Linked DNA regions of Homo sapiens: region 1 is linked to region 2. Evidence: chromatin contacts called from ENCODE Hi-C or POLR2A ChIA-PET data. All regions are on one chromosome and are shown on one strand. The core of a region is the stretch at or near the end of the contact, and the rest is flanking DNA. Distances in the headings are between cores, read along the strand shown.

Region 1 (3,731 bases), core at 619-3,118, 520 kb after region 2:
AGAAGGTTTTCTGGCCAGGTGCAGTGGTTCATGCCTGTAATCCCAACACTTTGGGAGGCAGAGGCGGATGGATCATCTGAGGTCAGGAGTTCAAGACCAGCCTGAGCAACATGGTGAAACCCCATCTCTACTAAAAATACAAAAATTAGCCAGGTATGGTGGTGCCTGCCTGTAGTCCTAGCTACTTGGGAGGCTGAGGCAAAATAATTGCTTGAAACTGGGAGGTGGGGGTTACAGGGGGTTGCAGTGAGCCCAGATTGAGCTGCTGTACTCCACCAGCCTGGGCAACAGAGTGAGACTCTGTCTCAAAAAAAAAAAAAAAAAAAAAAAAAAAAAAAAAAGAAGAAGAAGAAGAAGAAGGTTTTCTGCGTTCTGAGGGACTTAGTTGCTCCCAGACATCTCTGCCTCTTGCAACAACCTGCCAAGAACGTGGAGAGCCAGAAAGGAGAGGGTGAACATCTCTGGACTGAAACAGGGAAACTGTCAAAGGCTCTAGAGTAGGCAGGTGGGACGTCCAAGCCAGAAAGGACAGGTTTGCTCTGGGTTCCTTGCAAGTGACCTCCATGGGGTTCGGGGCTGAGACGGAGCCTACAACGTTGTCTAAGGCCACATTTCAGACAACTGCCAGAGAATGGTTGTTTTACCAAATAGCTGGCCAGCACACGGGGTCTATGTCTCTGTGTCTTTTGGCTAGGTTATTCACACCCCACCCTCGTCAGCTGTCAGGGTTACCCTGGGGAATGTCAATTCCAGGCACTTCTGGTTCCAGTGGGCATTCAGGCAAAGGGTGCTCCAGCAGCCCAGGGTAGCCCTGATACCCTGCACAGGTGCCTGCCATTAAATGGGGCTGGAACCGAGGGGTATAGATGGAACAGTTCAGAATTGCTTTCATTCCTGCCCTGCCCTTCCAGACTGCTCTTTTAAAAGGTGTAAATCAGGCCAGGCATGGTGATACATGCCTGTAGTCCCAGCTACTCAGGAGGCTAAGGCTGGAGGATCATTTCAGCCCAGGAGGTCAAGGCTGCAGAGAGCTATGATCATGCCACTGTACTCCAGCCTGGGCTACAGAGTGAGATGCCGTCTTAAAAATAATAATGATAATGATGATAAATTTTTTGTTTGTTTTTGAGACAGAGTCTTACTCTGTCACTCAGGCTGGAGTGCAGTGACGCCATCCCGGCTCGCTGCAACCTCCACTTTCCGGGTTCAAGTGATCTTCTCGCCTCAGCCTCCCGAGTAGCTGGAACTATGTGTGTGTACCACCATGCCTGGCTAATTTTTGTATTTTTAGTACAAACGGAATTTTGCCGTCTTGCCCAGGCTGGTCTCAAACTCCTGACCTCAAGCGATCCGTCTGCCTTGGCCTCCCAAAGTGCTGGGATTACAAGCATGAGCCACCGCACCATGACAAAAGCCCCTCTCTACTAAAAAATACAAAAATTAGCTGGGCATGGTGGCGCGTGCCCATAGTCCCGGCTACTCAGGAGGCTGAGGTGGGAGGATTGCGTGAATCTTGGAGGTGGAGGTTGCAGTAAGCCGAGATGGCACCACTACACTCCAGCCTGGGCGACAGAGTAAGACCCTGTCTCAAAACGAAAACCAACAAATAAAAATGTGTGGTGAATGAATGAATGAATGAATGAGTGAACAGACAAGATGTAAAAAGCCGATCAGAGCCTCTGCCAAGGAGATGTCAGAGGGTTTTTCACAGCAGCCTTTGAACAATGGCCCTGGGAGGAAGCCAGGCTTATTTCCCCATTTGACACAGGAAGAAACTGTCTTGGTTCAAATCTGATCCTTTTTTCTCCTAAGACCACAGCTGCCTCCGAAACAAAGGCCGACAATTGCTGCCAGCAAGTGCTTTGCTGTTTTTACTTCCTCTAAACATTCTTCAGTGGATTTTCCTTTCAAACTGGTTGTAAGGAGGCACATGGCTGGGTGTTGGTGGGGGGTGGCACCCCTGCCCGGACCCCACACGCTTCCCTACCACGTGGCCGGTTTGGAGTAGACCCATCTTTGTGCTGAAACACAGCCCAACATTGCCATATACGGGGGGCTTGTCTACATTTTACAAGATTTTTACAAAAATGATGCTACACTTTGCAAATGGATTTATTTTTTTTGAGACAAGGTCATACTCTGTCACCCAGGCTGGAGTGCAGTGGTACAATCACAGCTCACTGCAGCCTTGACCTCCCGGGCTCAAGTGATCCTTCCTCCTCAGCCTCCCAAGTAGGTGGGACTACAGGCATGTGCCACCATGCCCGGCTAGGGTTTCTTTTTTTTTTAATAGAGATGGGGTCTTGTTACGTTGCCCAGGCTGGCCTTGAATTCCTGGCCTCAAGCAGTGCTCTTTCCTCTCCCTCCTAAAGTGCTGGGATTGCAGGTGTGAGCCACCACGCCCAGCTTGGAACATCTTTATTTTAAGATGAGCATGCTGGGGCCTCAGGGAGTGAAGTGAATTTTCCAAAGTCACTCGTTGTGACCAGGACACTGGAGTCAAGGCCCTTTCATCATGTCATGGGGTCTAGGTAAGGACTCAGGAAACTTCATTTATTTATTTATAGATAGAGTTTTGCTTTTGTAGCCCAGGCTGGAGTACAGTGGTGCGATCTCGGCTCACTGCAACCCCCGCCTCCTGGATTCACGCGATTCTCCTGCTTCGGCCTCCGGAATAGCTGGGATTACAGGCATGCACCACCACACCCAGCTAATTTTTGCATTTTTAGTAGAGACGAGGTTTCACCATGTTGGCCAGGCTGGTCTCGAACTCCTGACCTCAGGTGATCTGCCTGCCTCGGCCTCCCAAAGTGCTGGGATTACAGGCGTGAGCCACCACGCCTGGCCTTTGTTTTAAGGAGGAGGAGTCAGCCAATGGGATGCCTCAAGGACTGGGTCCACTGACACAGAACAATGGAAACAGATCAGCGATGTCTGAGTTCACAGCATGCGGGTGCTGCTCCTAAGAACCCTTCTGTAGATGCTACTGTTCTCCCCATTTGCAAATGAGGAAGCTGACACTCAGAGATGTGGATCACCCGCCCCAGGTTACACAGCACAGAGAGGACATGTTAGGACTGAGGATTCAAATTCTTAAGGTTTGCTTTCCTCCTGGCAAAAGCAAGTCATGAAGGCGTGGAAGCTGAAATCTCGAGGCTAACGCTCCCCTTTTCACACCTGGCCACAAGCTGCAAGAACTGGGAGTTGGTGCTCCCATGAGTCCAACCTGAGGATTCGCTGGAGAAAAATTCAGCCAAGAAAAGCTCAGCTCGTGAGGTCCCCCTCCTGGGCTGTGAAGGAAGCGGATAGTGCCAGTCATTACAGAGCCGCAATTCCTGAGTGTTAAAGTTCTCAGGGCCATGAGTATGGACTTCGTGGGAAATAGAAGCACCGTGTAGACCTATGCATGTGTGTATGTCTGTGTGCATACGTGTGCATGTCTCTGTGTATGTATGTGCATGTGTGCACGCATTCGCACATGGCGTTGCACAGGGTGTGTCCATGTGTACGCAAGTGTGTGTATATAGGGAGCTTCTAAATCAGATGAAACCAACTGGAAATCCGGATACTGATGTTTAGAATTCAAGCTCTGGAGTCAGACTGCCCCAGGCCTCAGTTTTTCCATTGGGAAATGGGCTGATCCTCCCCGGATGAGAGCACTGGAGTCCAGAGAGGCCAATGACGATCAGATTTATCTCAGTATATGGTCTGTGCTGTGGGCCTTGAGGCTG
Region 2 (3,354 bases), core at 781-3,280:
GCCTCGAACATGTCCCCCTAAGGCAGGTGCCCTTGTCCCTGTCATGCTGATACAGAAACACAAGCTGAGGGGTCAGGGCCCAAACAGCGTGCTGGTGGAGGGCAAGGCCAAAGTCCATTGTGGGCCCACCATGCCAGGCCACACCTGAACACAAACACACATCTCTATCAGGGTCAGAGAAGGCAGAAACGGCCTGCACTCAGCATCGGAGAAATCACACACATATAGCCTCTGATGATTCACCCTCGGACAGAGAAACCCTCCCCACCCGCCCCCACCACACAACCACACACACACACACACACACACACACACACACACACACACAAACACAACCCCTCCACACACAATCTCCCCACACACAATCCCCCACAACCACACAATCCCCACACACACACAAACACAACCCCTCCACACACAATCTCCCCACACACAACCCCCCACAACCACACAATCCCCCCACACACACAAACACAACCCCTCCACACACGATCTCCCTACACACAACCCCCCACAACCACACAATCCCCCCCACACACAAACACAACCCCTCCATACACAATCTCCCCACACACAACCATACACACACAATACCCAACACATAGCGCCACACATACAACCACCCCGACAGCACCACACACAACCTCCCCCACACACAAACACAACCCACACACACAACCCACACATGCACAACCCCCACACACACAGCCACACACAAACCCCTCCACACCAAACCCCTCCACACACAAACCCCTACACACAACCACACAAACACAACCCAGACATAAACCCCCACACAGCCACACAAACACAACTCACACATAACCACACACACAACCACAACCCACACAAACACAACCCCCACACACACAAACAATCCATACACACACACACACACAAACACAATCCATACACACAGAAACACAACCTCCCACACACAAACAACCACACACGCCCTGAAGCCTCAGCCAGAGCCATGTGGGTGACCCTGGCCATCCAGATCTGTCCTGCTTCGACGCCACTGAGGTGTTTTTTCACCCAACACACACAGGTGCCACCCTGCCCTGCCTGCACCTCCCTTCCCAGATGTGACTTTTATTCTCGTTCATACAAGAAACTGGAAACACGCTGCTGGGATGAGGGAAGCTCAAGTTTGTGAGAGGCTCTGTGGTGGCCAGGTGCACAGGTGACATGGTGACCCAGAATGAGCCAGCCAGGGAAGCTGGGGACCACACGTCCAGGGAAACCAAAAAGAGTGGCTGTGGGAACCTGAGCCTGGCCTGGGTGGCTCTCCCGCCCTCCTCTGTCATCTCTTTAACCCCCACTGCCCCCTGTGGTCCTGGCCTGAGGCCCAAGTTGCCAGTGGCTCCTGCCCCACAGTGACTAAGGGCTGGGCACCCTCACGTGCAGCCCTGTCCCAGGAAAACCCCAGCTCCACCCAGGTTGGCAGGACTCATTCTGTCACCCTGGCTTCAGGGGAGATGCCACTCAGCAGAGAGCTGGCAGTGAGACCAGGCCACTGCCTGTGGCCTGGGGCAGCTGTACACCCAGTCAGCACTGACAGGGCCCCCCTGCCTGAGCCTGCCCAGCAACCTTGCTTCTCTGTGGGTAGGGGCTTCATAGTGGCCCTTCACCCTGCTTGGATCTTTTCCACACAGGTGTAGACATCTGCCCCCCAAACTCCATCCTAGAAGCAGGGGCCAGGTGCAGAGCCCAGGGCCAGGTGTGCAGCTGTGGCGGGGAGTAGGGGCTGCATGAAGGGGGGTGACACAGGCCTCAAAGCTGATGCTCGGGAGAGTGTCGTGCTGCTGGCGAAAAGGGGAAGACACACAGAGGGCATGGCGGTTGGCGTCCTTCAGGATGCAGGGGTGAGAAGGTGGGGAGAGTGTTAGGAAAGGTTTCCCGGAGCCAGACACCGAGGTTCTCACAGGCCCTGCCTCCCCTAGCACACGAAGCGCTATGGAGCCCTCTGATTAACGGGCTGTTTTGCTGCTGGTTAATGGTTACCAGCCCGGGACCGTGGGGAAGCCAGCGGGATGGGAGCAGCCCAGGAATGCGGCCACTTTCTTCGCACTAGCCAAGAGCTTGCCCGGGTTCTGGGACAAGGTTTGAAACGCAGCCCCTGCTCAGCCTTCTGAATGGGGTCTTGGTTGCTCCTTGGGGACTGCTCATGGGCCCAGTGACCCACGTACCAGTGGGCTGCCATGGGGCCCTCAGATGGCCCACGCACAGCAGGTCTGGGTATGTCTGAGGTCAGTCCCGGCTCCAGGTTATAGGGTGTGGGGAGGAGTTGCCATAAACCTAAGCACTAGTCCATGCTCACAGACACAGAGCCCAGGCCACAGGGGCTCATCCTAGGCGCTTCCGCAGGGCCCAAAGGCCCGCTCTGCCCTTCCCGCTGACCTGACCATGGCCACCAGGGGGCGTTGCTTCCACCACCGCTCAAGTCCCTGCCAGAGTCCGTTCATCTCTTCCCTTTGAAATCCATCCCAAATTGGGGCCTGCTGCACTCCCCACCTGACCCCAGACAGGAGCTTGGGCGATGCTGGCTGACTGGATCCATGAAGGAACACCATCCAGGGGGCGTTCCGACAACGATGAGCCCAGTGCAGGCTCTGTGGCAGGCTGCCGGCAGCATGGCCCAGGACCAAGAGCCCCAAAGCTAACAGCCCACTAAAGTGAAGCAGCTGGCCAGGCGCGGTGGCTCCCGCCTATAATCCCAGCACTTTGGGAGGCTGAGGTGGGTGGATCACCTGAGGTCAGGAGTTCGAGACCAGCCTGGCCAACATGGCAAAACCCTGTCTCTAGAAGGAGGTTAGCTGTGTAGCCACCCCAGGTCTCTCTCAGTGACTTGGGCCCCTGCTACACATGTTATTAGGCTCCAGGTCAAGGCACATGGCATGCTGCACGCAAGGACACCACTGTGTGCTTCGGCCATGGCCAGGCTGCAGTGTGTCATCTGACGGGCTCGCTGAGATGGGGGTTGGGGATGAGGGGCCCCCCCACTGCTCAGGTTGGGGTAGAGGGGCATGGGTGGTCAGGCAGCAGCAGAAGGCACAGAGTGACTGCTGTAGGACACCAGAGGGCACTGTGGGGCTGCTCTGGCAGCAAGCCCAGGCCAGCCCGCCCCTGCCCCCAACCTCTGACCCCTGAGAGAATGTCCTGGGGAAGGTAAAAAGGAGGTGGCCAAAGGGTGACCACAAGACCCAACTGGGGCTGATGGAAGTGTGGGGTTGTGTCAACTGGCTAGGCTGCAGCCCCTGGAGATTCATTATTCCATGACATCCCGTCTAGGGGTGCCCTGGAGGTACTCTGTGGACATGGTTACCATCCACAAACCAGATACTGAAAGCA

Evidence for each region. Hi-C counts contacts between places; a loop is a spot of excess contacts on that map. ChIA-PET counts read pairs that join two places held with the same protein, here RNA polymerase II (POLR2A). Pooled maps may share reads with other maps.
Region 1: a map of A673 shows a loop between it and region 2 (2.9-fold over the local background). The contact joins two enhancer-like sites. A Hi-C loop is called at or near these places in 1 of 168 maps with a recorded cell type or tissue (A673), 1 of 37 single-sample maps with no recorded cell type and 3 of 50 pooled maps. POLR2A ChIA-PET finds 5 or more read pairs at or near these places in 1 of 52 experiments (OCI-LY7).

The regions. Positions count from the first base shown.
Region 1 is chr19:18,983,648-18,987,378 of GRCh38, forward strand. No RefSeq gene overlaps it. Among named protein-coding and RNA genes, the nearest start is that of HOMER3, 44 kb to the left of the region's middle. Within about 2 kb of position 1,869, at least 6 of the 41 ENCODE cell types and tissues checked have a DNase peak (open chromatin) inside an H3K27ac peak, as active enhancers do.
Region 2 is chr19:18,467,346-18,470,699 of GRCh38, forward strand. The region is part of intron 2 of ELL (elongation factor for RNA polymerase II); the gene reads right to left. Among named protein-coding and RNA genes, the nearest start is that of ISYNA1, 31 kb to the left of the region's middle. RefSeq lists an enhancer at 1,376-2,013 and silencers at 2,177-2,286, 2,327-2,376. Within about 2 kb of position 2,031, at least 13 of the 41 ENCODE cell types and tissues checked have a DNase peak (open chromatin) inside an H3K27ac peak, as active enhancers do.